2 separate regions of the Homo sapiens genome follow, and region 1 is linked to region 2. The links are chromatin loops, found by intact Hi-C in ENCODE. Cell type or tissue: Caco-2. All regions are shown on one strand. Each heading gives the region's core, and the rest is flanking DNA. Links, peaks and the distances in the headings are about the cores only.

What was found. Peaks named below come from ENCODE experiments on the same cell type or tissue, not always from the same donor. Only the 100,000 strongest peaks of a DNase experiment are listed, where the experiment ranks them.
Region 1: it touches region 2 in a loop (2.3-fold over the local background); 3 of 110 quality-filtered maps call a loop at or near these places.

The regions. Positions count from the first base shown.
Region 1 is chr7:138,093,296-138,102,452 of GRCh38, forward strand. It overlaps AKR1D1 (aldo-keto reductase family 1 member D1), which reads left to right. Exons shown (of 9, transcript NM_005989.4): 4 at 4,571-4,648. Among named protein-coding and RNA genes, the nearest start is that of AKR1D1, 21 kb to the left of the region's middle. In Caco-2, for the core only: a CTCF peak has its summit at 4,193 (motif pointing right); DNase peaks (open chromatin) are centred at 3,125 and 4,266.
Region 2 is chr7:138,164,872-138,174,028 of GRCh38, forward strand. LOC107986749 (a long non-coding RNA gene) reads left to right here. Exons shown (of 3, transcript XR_001745033.3): 3 at 1-614. Among named protein-coding and RNA genes, the nearest start is that of MIR4468, 46 kb to the left of the region's middle. RefSeq lists enhancers at 1-143, 4,298-5,168, 5,250-5,925, 6,624-6,743. In Caco-2, for the core only: no CTCF peak of the experiment used is centred there; DNase peaks (open chromatin) are centred at 4,710 and 5,620.

The DNA.
Region 1 (9,157 bases), core at 663-8,662, 71 kb before region 2:
TGACCTCATGATCCGCCCACCTCGGCCTCCCAAAGTGTTGGGATTAATTACTTTTTTAATAACATGAATAAAACACAAACATGTTGTACAGCTGTATAAAAATATTCTTTCTTTGTATTCTTATTGTATAAGCTCTTGTCTATTAAATTTTTTTTTAAACTCTTTTGTTAAAAACTAAGACACAAGCACACACATTAGTCTAGGCCTACACAGGGTCAGCATCATCAATATCAGTGTCTTCCACGTCCACATCTCGTCCCACTGGAGGTTCTTCCGGAGCAATAACACGCATGGAGCTGCCATCTCCTGTGACAACAGTGTCTTCTTCTGGAATCCCTCCTGAAAGACCTGCCTGGCGTTTTTTTACACTTAACATTTTTTAAAAGTAGAAGGAGAACATTCTAAAATTATGATAAAGTGTAGTAGAACAAATATATAAGTTGTATCCATAGTAAAAACAGAAATTGTTTACTATCATTATCAAGTATTATATACTATACATGATTATGTGTGTTCTACTTTTATATACCTGGCAGCACAGTTGGTTTGTTTACACCAGCAACACCACAAACATGATGTCACTAGGTGATAGGAATTTTAAACTCTATTATAATCTTATGGGCCACCATCATACATGCAGTCCACCATTGACCAAAATGTCATTATGCAGCACATGACTCTACTTAAAAGTGAGAAAATAAAATTTACTTCTCTGTGACTAACTAATGACATTTACATCTTTTTGGACTTGATAGATAATTTCTATTCTTATTTTTGATGGGTTCAAAGGCACAAAAGGTAAAATTTTAACAGTGAGAAATGACACAATATAGTGACATTACCTTCCAACTGAACCTATAATTGGGAAATCAATATTTGAAGCTTAAGTACGACATGTTTTTTGGTGTTTGTTTGTTTGTTTGCTTAAGGTAGGGTCAGCCGGGGACAGTGGCTCACATCTGTAGTCCCAGTACTTTGGGAGGCTAAGGCTGGCAGATCACTTGAGTCCAGGAGTTTGAGACAAGCCTGGGCAACATGGCAAAACCCCATCTCTACAAAAAATACAAAAATTAGCCAGGCTTGGTGGCATGTGCCTGTGGTCTCAGCTACTTGGGAGACTAAGGTGGGAGGATCACTTGAGCTGGGGAGGTGGAGGGTGCAGTGAGCCAAGATTGCGCCACTGCACTCCAGCCTGGGTGACAGAGCAAGACCCTGTCTTGGAAAAAAAAAGAAAAAAGAGTGGGGGGGCAGTCTTGCTCTGTCACCCAGGCTGGACTGCAGTGGTGTGTGGCTCACTGTAGCCTTGAGATCCTAGGCTCAAGCAATCCTCCTGCCTCAGCCTCCCAAGTAGCTGAGACTACAGGTGTGTGCCACCACACTCACCTAATTTTTCAATTTTTCTTTTGTAGAGACAGGGTCTCGCTATGTTGACCATGCTGGTCTGGAACTCCTGGCCTCAAGCCATTCTCCCACTTCAGCCTCCCAAAGTGCTGGGATTACAGGCATGAGCCACCATACCTGACTTCACATGCTTTTTGAATCTTAAGTTTTTTTAAACAAAAAATCTTTTTTGCTAAAATATTTTTAGCACTTTATTATTTTTTAAGTGTCAAGCAGACAGAATTTTAGCCAACAAAATATTAAAAATTATGACATGTTTAAAAGATAAATGAACAAGAATGAGAGTCAATAGCATAGATTTTTAAAGGGTTGGGTTATTCTTCCAATAATACCTGACTGTGAGGAAGAGGAATGAAGGAAAGAGACAAAGAGGCTTATCGGGATGAAAGGATGAGTAAAATAGGCACAATGGAAGGTCAAGGGAAACACCTAGAGGTATCTAATGTGGGTTCAGGCTTGATAACCACCTGATTAGAATCTGGGAAAGTAAAAATCACGTAACAGAATTCATGATGGAGGCATAAGGCCATTCAGAAGGTAAGTAAAATTAGGAAACACAAGGTAAGAAATATGGAGCAGAAATGTGGGTCATAAGTGTTGAGAAATTCAAAGTGCTTAGAAATCAGAGACAGAATGGATAATTAACATGAATAATAATGTGGCATCAAGGAGAAAAGGGACTGTTCCCTGCTCTCAGGGAGATGGGAGGAAGTTGAAAAGACATTGTCTTTCCCTAAAGCAGACAATGGGGAAAATGTTTTCCATAAAGGAAAACTGAGTTTCACAAAGGTGAAATGCTAGAGGAAAAAATTAAAATTTTTGTTTTGTTTTGTTTTGTTTTGTTTTGAGATGGAGTCTTGCTCTTGTTGCCCAGACTGGAGTGCAGTGGCATGATCTCGGCTCACTGCAATCTCCGCCTCCCGGGTTCAAGCGATTCTCTTGCCTCAGCCTGCTGAGTAGCTGGGATTACAGGCGCCCGCCATCATGCCCGGCTAATTTTTGTATTTTTAGTAGAGACAGGGTTTTGCCATGTTGGCCAGGCTGGTCTCGAACTCCTGACCTCAGCTGATCGGCCCACCTTGGCCTCCCAAAATACTGGGATTATAGGTGTGAGCCACTGCGCCTGGCCAAATTAGGAACAAATTTAAGAGCATAATGGATTTTGTCCAATTGCTTGATTCCCTTCTCAGTCTGTTTTGTGCTGCTATAAAAGCATGCCTGAGGCCTGGTGCAGTGGCTCACACCTGTATTCCCAGCAATTTGGGAGGCCAAGGCAGGTGGATCACTTGAGCCTAGGAGTTCGAGACCAGCCTGGACAGCATGGTGAAACCTGGTCTCTACAAAAAAAATACAAAAAAATTAGCTAGGTGTGGTGGTGCACACCTGTAGTCCCAGCTGCTCAGGAGGTTGAGATGGGAGGATCACCTGAGCCTGGGGACATCGAGGCTACAGTGAGCCATAATCATGCCACCGCACTCCAGCCTGGACAGCAGAGTAAGACCTTGTCTCAAAAACAAACAAACAACAACAACGGAAAAAGAATGCTATCATTCAGAAACATTTCCTTTAAAAGAAAAAAAAAAGAATGCCTGACACTGGGTAATAGATAATAAACAGAAATGTATTGGCTCAAAGTTCTAGAAGCTGGAGAGTTCAAGACCAAAGTACCAGCACCTCACTAGAGCCTTCTTGCTATGTCATCACATGCTGGAACGAGGAAGGGCAAAGAGCACAAGAAAGCACCCCTCCTCGTCTGAGCCCTTTTTACAATGGCATTAATCCACGACTGAACAACTCCCATTAGGCCCCACCTCCCAACACAGTTGCACTGGGGATTAAGTTTCCAACACATGAATTAGGGGGGACACATTTAAACCACAGCAATTCCCAATAAGAAAATCCCTATTACCAAAGTCAACAAAGACTTTCATCCTGCCAAATTCAATAGACATTTTGTCTTCCTATTATTTGATCTCTTTCAATACAGTTGACTACCACCTTCTTCTGTAAACATTTTCTTCTCATGGTGTTCGTGACATCTCATGACCCTCTCATGGTCTTTGGCAGCTTCTTCTCTGCCAGCTTCCAAATGTTGTTATGCCCAGTCCTCTACCCTCAATATTCTTGTCTTACTAGCTACACTCTCTCTATAGGTGACTTAATCCAATCATGTGGATTTAATACCATTTTACATGCTAATGACTCCAAATTTTATCTGTAGCCATGACCTCTCTCTGAGCTCTTGACTTCTCTGTTCAACTGCCTCCCTCAATATCCACTTGAATGTCTAGTGACCATTTCAAAGTCAAAATATCCAAAATGATATTCTGGATTCCTAGCCCCAACCTCAAGAAATGGTTACCACCAACCACCCAAGGCATCTGGGATCATCTTTGATTTCTCCCTCTCCCTCATTCCCACCACCCCACCTCATTTCCAAGCCAACATTAAGGCATGCTGGCTCTACTACTCATTCATGTGCTAATCTGTTCCCTTCTTTTCCTCTCTACTGCAGTTGCCCCAGTCCCAGACACCATCAGCTCTCCCCTATTGCATACAGCCCGTTAGGTTGATTTCCCCAGAAGCAGACCCTGAGATGAAGAGAATGCATACAAGAGTGATTTATTTCGAAGTACTGTTAAGGGAGTGGGGAAATGTGGCTGAAAAATAAGAGGTTAAGCAGATGTGAGGTAGAAATCAGAGTCCTACAGAGAGCAACTTAGGCTAAATGTCACAGAAAGCTCTGGAGACAAAGTTGTTCACATCTCAGAATTACACAGTCACAAGGCAAAGAAACAAATATTGATACTTGTAACTTTAGTTCAAAGGCTGTCCCAGCAGGGGGAGCAGGGTGTAAATTCCTGGGCACATCTAATTGAGTAGATACACAAGTCCCAGTAGCCTGAGGTCTGTCCTCTAACAGATGCAGGTGTCAGCTGTACAGAGTGAGAGGACAGTGCACACAAGACAGGTACTGGCATCCCAGGAAGCATGGGCAGGTGTCTTAATCCAGCTGGGCCGCTATGACAAAATACTTTAGACTGGGTGATTTAGAAACAATAGACATTGATTGCTCACAATTATGAAGACTGGGAAGTCTAAATTCTATTATTTAATTCCCAGATATAAATAAAATGAATTACATTTATTCTTTTTTTTTTTTTTTCAGCCAGGAGATGAAATATACCCTAGAGATGAGAATGGCAAATGGTTATATCACAAGTCAAATCTGTGTGCCACTTGGGAGGTAAGTTCAAATGTGCTTCTTATTTTAAAAGACGATATTTTTAAAACTGTGATCTGATTATTCCTGTCATATTTATGGAGAGAGATGCACCCTTTACTTTCAATGAAAAGTAACAGTCAGAACAGGCATTCCTAACCATAAGTACAGGTATATGAAATCTCCACTTCTGGGTACTAAATAATTCTTACTTTTGTTTTGCTGGAATGCCAAAGAAAAGAGAGAGGGGTGGAAGGAAAAACAGTGTAAACAAAATATGTTCTAATATAAAAGTAATTAAAATATATGAATAAGATAAATTCACAAATCAAAAAATATATATCAAGTTGTTAATATGATGCCTACAAGAAACAAACTTAAAATGATACATAAAAAAACTGAAAAACAGGCCAGTCGCAGTGGCTCACACTTGTAATCCCAGCACTTTGGAAGGCCAAGGTGGGCGGATCATCTGAGGTCAGGAGTTCGAAACCAGCCTGGCCAATGTGGTGAAACTCTGTCTCTACTAAAAATAAAAAAATTAGCCAGGCGTGGTGGTGGGCGCCTATAATCCCGGCTACTCAGGAGGCTGAGGCAGGAGAATTGCTTGAACCTGGGAGGCAGAGGTTGCAGTGAGCCGAGATCATGCCACTGCACTCCAGCCTGGGCGACAGAGCAAGATGCCGTCTCAAAAACAGGAACAACAACAAAAACCTGAAAAGCAATTCTGTTTTTTATTTCTGGGAAAGCTGCTGGCTCTTTTCCCAAGATCACAAGAGTAGACAACTATAGGAAAATAATAAATAAACCCTTATGGATTCGTGGTGGGGAGGGATATTTTGAACTTGTTTGCTTAGAGGTGGTGTGGCAGCTCCGACCTAGAGTAGAAGTCAACCCAACAAGCAGGAAGAAGATAATACAGGAGAGGATCGGTTGGTCCTTTTGCACTTCCTTCACCCCTGCCATAGCCTGGGAACAAATGTTGCCGCACAGGTGGAAACTCAGGACTCAGTTGTAGAGCAGCCTTGAGATTCTGAACTTGTGAAAAACTGAGGAAAAACATAAGTTACCCACTGACCTCTGGCAGTTTTTTTTTCCCACCGATGTGATTCCAAACTCCAAAAGTTTGGAAATTACACTCTGGTAAGTACCTCTTTCTATATACTTGCCTGTGAGGCAACAGCTGAAGGTCTGAGCTGTGGAGTTGTTTCGAGGGGCGAGGAGGAATGATTTATTTCCCAGTGCCCGGGGCTCTGTCCAAAAGAACACGCAGTCACTCCCGACCTCATTGGAGGGAATCAGGTTTGGACAGTTGGACATTTTGAACATTCTGTTCTAAGGGACTGCCTAACAGGATAGCCAGTATCCCCAGGAAAAAATGATTTCACAGCCCAAAGTAATAAGGCATTTGTTTCACAAGAAGACAATACATCTCAATTACTGATCCAATGTAAACAGAACAGAGAACCAGGAACTTCTAAATTAACCAATTAATATATTAGAGAACATAAGAAAAGATATTAGCAATATAAAACGTGAACAAACAACATTTTAAAAAACAAGCTAAAATAAAAATTAAAAAATAAAAACACAATGCAATTGGTTGGGATAAATAGAAGAAAATGGTCAAATTGAGATATCAGAATGAGGAAATCTCTCAATATGAAGAAGAAAAGGACAAGAATTTTTTAAAATATGAAAGAAAAGCTAAGAAATTCAAAGAATAAAATTAGAAATTCCAATATCCACACAACTGGACTCTAAGAAAAAAGAAAGAAGAAAAAATAAAAGGAAACAAGAAGGTGGGCATAGTGGCTCATGCCTGTAATCCCAATGCTTTGGGAGGCTGAGGCTGGAGGATCACTTGAGCACAGGAGTTCAAGACCATCCTGGGAAACATAGTGAGACACCCATCTCTACAAAAAAGAAAAAAAAAGGGGGGTAATAGTTAAAGAAAAAAAAAAACACGAAGATCTTAAAGGGACCATGGAGCACAAAAGAGGAAAGATGAGGAATATCACGGGTGAGGTGACCTGTAGTCCCAGCTACTTGGAATTCTGAGGTGGGAGGACCACTTGAGGCCAAGAGTTCAAGGCCACAGTGTGCTATAGTCATGCCTTTGAACAGCCACTGAACTCTAACCTGGGCAATATAGCGAGATTTCATCTCAAAAAAAAAAAAAAAAAAAAAAAAAAAAAACATAAAGAGAAAATGTTAAAACTTCCAGAGCATAATAAATAATCCAATAAAGAAGGCAAAATGGAATAACAAAAATAATCAATCCAAGACAAAGCAGAAAAAAAAAGAAAAGGGGCAATAAACAGATGAGAAAAGTAGCAAATAAAGGGCAAGATGGGAGATTTAAACTCACTAATATCAATAATTGCAGTATATATAAATGGTCTAAGCACCCCAATTAAAAGGCATAGATTATCAGAATGGATATAAACCAAGTCCCACTATACATTATACACAAGAAATCCATCTTAAATAAAAAGTCACCAACAGGTTAAAAGCAAAAGTCTTTCAAAAAGCAAAAGGATAGAAAAAGATATATTAGGCTAACACTAGTAAAAATAAAGCTGCAGTCGCTATTTTAATATCAACAAATACTTCAGAGCAATGAGTATTACATGGGATAAAGAAGATTATTATATAATGATAAAGGAGTCAATCCTAAACATCTATGCCCCTAATAACAGAGCTTCAAAATACATGAAGCATCATCTAAGAGAACCGAACAGAGAAAGAGAAAAATCCACATTTATAGTCAGAGATTCTTTTTTTTTTTTTTTTTTTTTTTGAGGCGGAGTCTCGCTCTGCCGCCCAGGCTGGAGTGCAGTGGCGCGATCTCAGCTCACTGCAAGCTCCACCTCCCAGGTTCACGCCATTCTCTTGCCTCAGCCTCCCGAGTAGCTGGGACTATAGGTGCCCGCCACCACGCCTGGCTAATTTTTTGTACTTTTAGTAGAGACGGGGTTTCACTGTGTTAGCCAGGATGGTCTTGATCTCCTGACCTTGTGATCCACCCTCCTCCGCCTCTCAAAGTGCTGAGATTATAGGCATGAGCCAACGCGCCCGGCCTATAGTCAGAGATTCTATTAAAATGATATCATACTAAAATGATAAGTATACAGAAAGAGCTATAGGATATAGGAGATTTAAACATTATCAACCTTCTTAACCTGACATTTATAGAACACTTCACCAAAATATAAGAGTGTTTTCTTTCCCTCCCTCCCTCCCTCCCTCCCTCCCTCCCTCCCTCCCTCCCTTCCTTCCTTCCTTCCTTCCTTCCTTCCACGAGTCTCGCTCTGTAGCCCAGGCTGGAGTGCAGTGGCGCAATCTCAGCTCACTGCAACCTCCGCCTCTCGGGTTCAATCGATTCTCCTGCCTCAGCCTCCTGAGTAGCTGGGATTAGAGGCTCACGCCACCATGCCCAGCTAATTTTTGTATTTTTAGTAGACATGGGGTTTCACCATGTTGGTCAGGCTGGTCTCGAACTCCTGACCTCGTGATCAACATGCCTTGGCCTTTCAAAGTGCTGGGATTACAGATGTGAGCCACCGCGCCCGGCAACATAGGCCATTTTTCGAGCCATAACATAAATCTCAATAATTCTTCAAGTATTTTAATTATGCAAGGTATGTTGTCTGATCAAACAGGAGGCACACATGTAAATAACCCATAAGACCTAAAAAAATTAAAATCTTTATCTAGATGTAATTTATATATTAGCAACACACAATTGGAAATTATTTTTAAAAACAATGCTAAACATTAAATATTTAAAGATAAATCTAAAAGAATCTGTGCAAGAGCTATACAGTAAAAACAACTTATTACTGAAAGAAATAAAAGATGATCCAAAATTCAATGGAGAGATATACCATGTTCCTTGATCAGAATATCAAGATGTTAATTTTCCCCAAATTCATCTGTAGATTCAATGTAATCCCAGTCAAAATCCCAATAGAAATGGAAAACCTACTTCTAAAATTTATATGGGGCCTGGAGCAGTGGATTATGCCTATAAATCCCAGCACTTTGGGAGGCCATGGCAGGTGGATCACATGAGGCCAGGAGTTCGAGACCAGCCTGGGCAACATGGCAAAACCCTGTCTCTACTAAAAACACAAAAATTAGCCAGGCATAGTGGCGCCCATCTATAATCCCAGCTACTTGAAAGGCTGCAGCATGAGAATCACTTGAACCTGAGAGGCGGAGGTTGCAGTGAGCCGAGATCCCACCACTGCACTCCAGCCTGGGTGACAGAGTGAGATTCTGTCTCAAAAAAATAAAATAAAATTTATATGGAAGTACAAATAACCTATAATAGCCACAACAACTTTTTGAAAAAGAGCAATAGCCAAGCACAGTGGCTCATACCTATAACCCAGCACTTTGAGAGGCTGAGTGGGGAGAATTACTTGAGCCTAGGAGTTCAAGACCAGCATGGGGAACACTGAGACCCCGTCTCTACAAAAACATCAAACAATTAGTCGTGCATGGGAGTTGCATGTGCCTGTGGTC
Region 2 (9,157 bases), core at 363-8,362:
TTACTGCACATGTGTCAGGGGATGGAATTTTCCATTACGGGCATGTCTGGGCAAGTCACCTGTGTAGGCTTTCTTATCTGTGTGGCTGTGGGCATGTCTTAGGCAAGTGCCGCTGTGCAAGTTCCCTTATCTGTGCCTGCAGCTTGATTTTTCTGGCTGTTCTTTTGTTTGAAAAGATTCAACCAAGGACCCACCATAACTGCCTGCCTGACTGGTTTCTTCCTCCTTCCTCTCTCAATGATATCATTCTCCCTTTGTTCAATCATATTTCTTCATCAAACCTAGCATAAAGAATATACAAATTTATGCATTTGGGGGAGGTCTTCCTTTCCTTATGAAGGCTTCCATACCACGTATAAATAATATGTGTATGATTTTCTCTTGTGAATCTGTATTTTGTTATAGGGGCCTCAGCCATGAACCTAGAGATTAGTGAGCAAAAATTATTTTTTTCTCAAGTGTTTCTTGCTTGAGATGATTTTCTTATCCCCAAGATTAAAATATTATGTGTTTCTTCCATGATTTTTATGGTGTTTATATCTATTTCTTTAATCTTTCTAGAATGTACTTTTGTACATGCTGAAAGGTAGAATTAATTTTGCAAAAAGGAAAAAGCTACTTGCTACTTTTACTATAATTATAATTATATAATTATTATTAAGGTTTTTTCTTTCTTCTTTCTTTTTTTTTTTTTTTTTTTTTTTTTTTTTTTTTTGAGATAGGGTCTCACTCTGTCACCCAGGCTAGAGTGTAGTGGTGCAATCTGGGCTCACTGCAACCTCTGCCTCCCAGGTTCAAGTGATCCTCCAAACTCAGCTTCCCAAGTAGCTGGGACTACAGGCATGTGCCACCACAATTATTATTTCATTAGACCCTCTCTGGATCTTGTTCCATCTCTAATATCTCTGCCAAATGCTCCGAATCAGGTAGATATATTTAAATTCTAGCTGGTGCAAAGAAGGAATAATTTGAAAAAGAAGAAATAATTTTAATGCACATGCAAGTAATATACGTATTCATCTAGTTACTTGCATGCATTTGTGGCCAAAAGCCATGAATCATATAAAGAAGTAGCTGCAGCCAGGCACGGTAGCTCATGCCTGTAATCCTAGCACTTTGGGAGGCCAAGGGCGGGGGAGGGGGTGGATTACCTGAGGTCAGGAGTTCGAGACCAGCCTGGCCAACATGGTGAAACCCTGTCTTTACTAAAAATACAAACATTAGCTGGTCATGGTGGTGGGTGCCTATAATCCCAGCTACTTGGGAGGCTGAGGAGAATTGCTTGAACCCAGCAGATGGAGGTTGCAGTGAGCTGAGATTGTGCCACTTTACTCCAGCCTGGGTGAAACAGCAAAACTCCATCTCAAAAAAAAAAGTAGCTTCAATGCTGTTTTCAAGATACTTAAGCCAATTTGGTCATACACCCTTATTAGTTGCTTTATGATTAGCTCTCCAAAGCTTCCAGTAATTAGAATTTGGTGACAACCATAGAGACTTCAATTCCAAATGGTATGTTATAATGAAAGCAAATTTCAGACCTCATTCAGCCATGGGTATAAATATGTATTAGCAATCAGGCCCTCCAAATAGTCATACTACCCGTTTTATAAGCTTGATGAAGTCTTAGCTCTCTGACCTTTCAGTGTTCCCACAGAACCTTATGAGCGTCAGAGACAGGAGGACCATGTTCCAGCTTTGGAGCAGGATTAACTAACTCTCAAATGAGAGTCAGGTGAAAAATTCTCTCACTACAGTCTAGAATTTCAAGCCTGGAGAGATAATTCAAACAGTCTAGAATTTCAAGCCTGGAGACATAATTCAAAATGAATAGACAGGCTAGCTGGACTTTTACACCTCATTTATGCAAAGGCAAGAGTATCCATAAGACATTTTTATCCAATCCACATAAAATTGAATTCATTTTACCAGTAAAAAATCATTTCTAACATCCCTTATGCTAATTAACAAACCCCCTGGGATTGATATGAGATAAAGACGACTGGAGCCATAATCTAATCCTTCTGGAATGTGGCTTCTGAATGGAGAATTTCTTTTTTTGTGTGTGAGATGAAGCCTCACTTTGTTGCTGAGGCTGGAGTGCAGTGGCACGATCCCGGCTCACTGCAACCTCTGCCTCCCAGTTTCAAGCGATTCTCCTGCTTTAGCCCCCACCAAGTAGCTGAAATTACAGACATGAACCCAATGCCTAGCTAATTCTTTTTTTGAATTTTTAGTAGAGACGGGGTTTTGCCATGTTGGCCAGGCTGGTCTCGAACTCCCGACTTCAAGTGATCCACACCCACCTTGGCCTCACAAAGTCCCGGGATTACCTGCGTGAGCCACCAAGCCAAGCCTGAACTGACAATTTCAAATATTAACCTACCATCCAGGAGTATATTTTTCCTGAGAGAGTTCAGAAATATCACCCCAAAATATGCAGCATTGGTATGCTGATTACTTCAAACTGAAGTCATTTGGGAAATGCCAAACGCACAGAGGGGCTTTTCCTGAATTTCCCTTATCTGACTAAGTGCAGATTCTCCAGAAGGAAGCCAATTGTCAAGAAATGCTTCCTGGGGATTTTTATCTATCCGTGAAGATTAACACACAACAGAAGTCAAACCTAGAAAAAGCTGGAGGTTAGCACCTCCTACAGACAGGATATAACCTATTCTTCTGAAGGCTGATTCGTACTTTTCATAATCATTTACTCTCCCTAGGTTGCCTACATACTCCCCTTCCCTCTCTCTTATGAAGGGAATATAAAAGCTTTTAGGTCTCATTGAGTTATTGGGTAGTTTCTTAACTTCCATGTGATGCCTTTCTGCATGTTAATAAAATGTATATATATATTTTTTTCTCCTTTTAATCTGTCTATTGCCAGCTTATTTCCCCAGACTTTCAGCCTCAAATCTTCAGAATGGAGGAGAGGACTTCCTTCACCCATATATCCAAATTATGTAACTCCCTGATGGGTTCTCCTTGCCTGCTGCACACACAAAATCAACTCTCTGAGACCATGCCATTGCAGTAAAGAAAAGAGTTTGATTGACACAAGGCTGGCCACACCACACAGGAGACTGTTATCACTCAACTCAATCTCCCCAAAGGCTCAAAGATTAGGGTTTTTCCCAGGATCTTTTGATGAGCAGGGGCCTAAGGTAGGGGCATACTGATTGGTTGGGTCAGAGATGAAATCATAGGGAATCAAAGCTGCCCTCTTATGGTGGGTAAGTTCCTGGGTTGGGGCCACAGGACTGGTTGGCAGGTCCAGGTGGGGCCATCCATTGTCAGAAATGCAAAAACCTGAAAAGACATCTCAAAAGGCCAGTCTTAGTTTCTACAATAGTGATGTTGTCTGCAAGAGTAATTGGGGAAGTTGCAAATCTTACGACCTCCATAATAATGGCTGGTAATTATTTAGAATTTAAGCCCCTCTCATCCTCCTAACTTCATGGCCTTTCATTAGTTTTACAAGAATCGTTTAGTTTTGGGGGAAGGTTATTATCATTTAAACTATAAACTAAGTTTCTCCCAAAGTTATCTTGGCCCACACCCACGAATGAGCAAAGCCAGCCAGCCTGTGAGGCTAGAAGCAAGATGCAGTCAGCCACGTCCAATTTCTCTGTCATACTTTTGCAAAGCCAGTTTCAGTCAGGGCTCTTCAAATGCCCAACTAACTATTCCTAAGTAAAGAATGAAAGCAACTAGAACACATCACACCACACTATCCATGCTGAAGCATTTTAAAGTAAACGTAAAGATAATCTAATGTACAGACACCTTCATTTTTCCCATGGTGATTTCTCTGGGATATTGTTTTGTATTTCCCTGTCTGACTTGTGGCAACATCTGTATTTCTGTAATTATAAAAGGTAAGACTCACTATTTGACTTTGAGAGGAACATTTGAGACGGCACGGTGGCTCAAGCCTGTAATCCCAAAGCTTTGGGTGGCCAAGGCAGGTGGATCGCCTGAGGTCAGCAATTCAAGAACAGCCTGGCCAACATTGTGAAACCCCATCTCTACTAAAAATATAACAATTAGCCAGGTGTAGTGGTGCATGTCTGTAATCCCAGCTACTCTGGAGGCTGAGGCAGGAGAATCGCTTGAATCTGGGAGGTGGAGGTTGCAGTCAGCCAAGATTGTGCCACTGCACTCCAGCCTGGGTGACAGAGTGAGACTCAGTCTCAAAAAAAAAAAAAAAAAGAACATTTGATTAAGGCCTGGGGATTGCTATGGGAGCCCAAATCCACTTTTGTCTTAGCCTCAGCCATTATGAATAACAAACACCCTCTTCTCAACAGTCTGTGATTCCCATGGGGAGGCTGGATGTTGGGAAAGCTGCCTCTCTCAGTTTGGCTTATTTGTTGGCTTATCAGAATCTTCTAAAGGAAAAGACCTCTCCTGTTCTTTCTCCTAGGAGGAAAAATTACTAGTCATCTTCCCAAATGTAGCACCCTTAGATTGCATTCCCATAAAGATTTCTCTCTAGCTTCTGTATTTTCTCACCCTGTTGACCTTAATCAGTAACAAAGGCTTTTATAATACTACTACTGCATTGCCCCCGACCTCAAGTTTAGAAACTCCTTAGCTCCCTTGCCTCTGGGCAGGTCTGTCTATTGCATTGCACAAAAGAAGAAGAAAGAAAGAGTAGAGAAAGGAATGTCTAGCCCTAAGCTTTCTTTTGCATTTGTATGCTTGGTGGCCTCGGAATCCCCCAAAGCAGTCAAAGGTAAATAATCCTTTGGTCTTTTCTTCCTTTGTTCTCTGAACTGAGACTTTACTCCCGAGGAGATTTTCTTCTCAGATTAGACTTGGAGAGGTCTTTTTTTTTCTCCTTTGCTTAGATGATTTGAACTGATAATTTGCATCTACAAAGGCAACTGAGAAATACTGAATGACTAACACTCCCACAGAAGACTCTGTGGAGGCGCTCCATTCTGTAATCTTTCCTCTGCTCCAGGAGACCTCCAAAGTAAATGGAAACCAAAAAGCAACATTTTCAGGGCCAAGTTTATTTTAATATTGTCTCTGGATACTTCTCTTTACAATCAATCAGGTTTTAAGTCACCAACCTTAAAACCAGCACTCCTCTCCTCTGGTTTAAAAAAAAAAAATCAGATAATTTTAACAAAAATAAACAAACAAGACATAGGATTTTAAAAAAATTAACTCCCTATTACAAACAAAAGAAGGGCAATGTAGTAAAGGCTCAAGCGAAAATCTCAGCCCAGCCCACCCCACCCCTAATAGAGTTCCTCCATAAAGCATAGATTTTTTTTTGTAGCAAAATATATATGCACTTTATTCTCAGTGAGGTAAAGGAAAGCATTACTTTTCTTTGTTAAACCAGAATAGACTTTCCTAAGAGAAATAATACGACAAAACTCACTGCAACTGAAATAAAACATATAAAATGAAGAGATGACAAAGATGAAAGGAAAGCAAGCATTACCAAGGAAATCAGAACAAATGGAACAGAAGCAAAATCAAAGTTATCATACCCCCGCCAAAAAGAAATCCTATCAAAAGAAAACAGATAATGGATTGTGAAAGATCACCATACTGTGGGGGAGGGGGACGTGAACAAAGAACAGTGCTCACACATACCTTGGGAATAGTTTTAAATTCCAAACACAAAGGCAGCAGGGACCCTGCAGATGTGAATAAGCCAGCAGCTTTCTATTGAAGAATTTATGAGGTTCTCTTAGACCCTTCATCTAGCACCTAATAACAGTGCCACCTTTGCCTGAAAACTATCCTGCCTCCCTCAAGCATAGCCATCAAACACATCATAAAAGGAGAGCTTCAGGCTTCAGGAAACACCAGATAATGACAGAATTCTGTGAAAATCAGAAAGTATTAGCTTTGATTTCGTCAGGCTGACAGTACCGATAGACATGTAAGTTACACTTGTATTTAATAAGAAGCTTGATGAAATTCAAAATACTGAGCTGGCCATTCTCTTTCTCAGTGCAATTGAGAGTCGGCTAGAGAACATTTGCCTTCTGGTGATAATTATGTCGTTAAAAAAGAATCAGGCAAGACAAAAATGTTTCCAATTGAACATATATGTTTGCCACTGTTCATCTACAAATTTCACTAAGAATAATAGTAAAGTAGTAGGACTCATAAGCCCAAATGGCCAAAGAGAATAGGAGTGCGGAGGACAAAAGGCATCAACCCAAAACTGGGAGCTGGAATGAAGAGGAAAGATTGGCAACTGGTGTAACAGACCAGAGAGCACTGTTAAAATAATTTAATAGGAGGCAGTTAGGGGTGGCTCTGAAGTCCTAGGTTCCTACATGAGCAAACCAAAACCTAACCCAAATACATCTGTTTGTGTGTTTGTTTGTCTGTGTGTTTGTTTGTTTAAATAGAGACAGAGTCTCAGTATGTTCCCCAAGCTGGTCTTGAGCTCCTGGACTCAAGTGATCCTCCCAATTCAGCCTCCCAAGTAGCCAGGACTACTGGCATAAGCCACTGCACTGGGCTCTCTTTTGTAAGTGACTAGCTTAAAGGAAAATGAAACTGAAGCTTAACCACTCTGAAACTGCCATCTAACCTCAAACTCGAACTACTTTCCACTGGAATGATCCAAATATGGCTACTGCTCCACTTTCACCTACCAAATATTGTCTTGCCCTGGTTCCACATTTACCTTATAAAAGCCTTTCACTCCTGCGTCTTCTGTCCGGTACTGTGATCTGGAGCTGTCCAACCCACGCACTGCTGTTTGTTCAAGTAAACTCTTTAAAATTTTAATGTGACAGCCAAGCACAGTGGCTCATGCCTGTAATCCCAGCACTTTGGGTGGCAAAGGCGGGCGGATCACCTGAAGTCAGGAGTTCGAGACCAACCTGGCCAACATGGTGAAACCTCGTCTCTACTAAAAATACAAAAATTAGCCAGGCATGGTGGTGCAAGCCTGTAATCTCAGCTATTCAGGAGGCTGAGGCAGGAGAATCACTTGAACCCAGGAGGTTGCAGTGAGCCGAGATGGCACCACTGCACTCCAGCCTGGGTGACAGAGTGACACTCTGTCTAAAATAAAATAAATTAATCTGCCTCAGTTTATCTTTTAGCAGTTCTGAAATCAAAGTGCCTAAAAGGAGTCCACCCGGATATGTGGAAGCAAGAGGGAGTTAATGACAATGGATTCACAATGCTGAAGCTCGAAAATTCTGGGAATTTGAGGCCCCAAGACACCCCATAGGTGGGGTACAGGTGGGTCAAAAAACAGGAGAATTGCTAGAATCTGTTTGTAAAGTAATGGGATGAAGCAGGAAGGCCATAGCCAAAACAGTGATGACTCCTGTGTACAGAGCTGGCCTGCATGGGAGCCGCTGCATAGCCATGGCTCAGAGCTACCTGGCAGAGAGTGACTCAGAGATGGAAAGAGCCCCAAACTCCTATTCTGAGTCACCTGAAGATGGCGGAACTTGGAAAGCCACCCTTAGACCACAGCTGAGCCTGAGTCCTGCATAGGGGTGACCCCAAAATGAAATCAATAGGAAGATATTATGGCCAGAAACATGCAGGCCTGTCAGATTTTCATTCTGATAGTGTGGTATTAGGTTTCTGCCTATAGGTCCTGGCTCATAACTCCCATAACCCTTGTTTCAGTAAACAGAATCTTGCTCTCCGGCTGGGCGCAGTGGCTCACGCCTGTAATCCCAACACTTTGGGAGGCCAAGGCGGGCGGATTACCTGAGGTCAGGAGTTCGAGATCAACCTGGGTAACACGGTGAAACCCTGTCTCTATTAAAAATACAAAATTAACTGGGCGTGGTGGCACATGCCTGTAATCCCAGCTACTTGGGAGGCTGAGGCAGGAGAATCACTTGAACCTGGGAGGCGGAGGATGCAGTGAGCCGAGATCGCACCATTGCACTCCAGCCTGGGCAACAAGAGTTAATCTCTATCTCACCAAACAACAACAACAAAAAAGCCAGAATCTTGCTCTCTGACCTTCTCCTTGACCTCTTTGCACCTGCCCAAGGCAGAACTCTCATGTGACTATGGGTCATGAGACCCTCATTTCAGAAGGGGTTCTGCCCTGTACTCTGGAAGAAGGAATACTGCCCATAGAGGCCAAGAAGAATCTGAACAGACAGGCCTTACTGGGTTTGGATCATACCCTGTTATTCAATCACATCTCTACATGGCTGTCAATTATGCCTATCCAATGAAGTCTTCATAAAAGGCCCAAGAGGACTGGCTTTGGAGAACCTCCAGGTACCTGAAAACATGGAGGTTCCTAGAGGGTGATGAACCCAGGGAAGCCTGGAAGCTCTGCACCCCTTCTCACATGCCTTTCCCTATGCATCTCTCCATCTGTACCCTTTGTAAGAACCTCCATAATACGCCAGTACCTGTAAATGTTTCCCTGAGTTCTGTGAACTGCTCTAGCAAATTAACTGAACCCGAAGAGGGGGCTGCGGAAACCCCAACTTGAAGCTGATTGGTCAGAAGTTTCTGGAGGCCTGAACTTGCAACTGGTGTCTGAAGAAAGTCAGGGTGGGGGCACACAGTCTTGTGGGACTGAGCCCTCAACATGTGGGATCTGAAGCCATCTCCAGGAAGATAGCACCAAAAGTGACTTGAATTAAAAGACACTCAGCTGGTGTCTGTTTCTTAGGGTATGGGGGAAAACCCACGCACATTTGGTCGCAGAAGTCTTCTCTGTTGTGGTGGTGGTGGTGTGAGGAAAAATGATTTGAGTTTTTCAAACAAATATGTAAAGAGTTTGGAAGTCATCACTCCCATCCTTACAACAAGAAAAGATGCTGTACAGACTAAATTTCAGCAATTCTTCTCAGAACCATCAGAGAACTTAGGTCACAGAGCAAACTCCCACATCAAAAGCTGGAGAGACAGGTGAATCACAGCTTACTAGGAGCAGAAGCTGACAGAGATGAAGCCTGTGGGAACATTTAAACTGTAACTGACTAAGTGCTGGAGGTTGAGTGTGGACCAGCCTGCGAGTTAAAAACTATTATGGGCTCAATCTCAGGCACACCGTCCCACCCCCCTGCCCTCCCGCCCCTGATACTTTCATGAGTTTTCCTCCGGAAGTCCCATTAGGTTCTTACAATGAAGAACACAGGAAAATCTCCTCATGTGTAGGGCAGGTGGAGAGAAGAAGTAACCA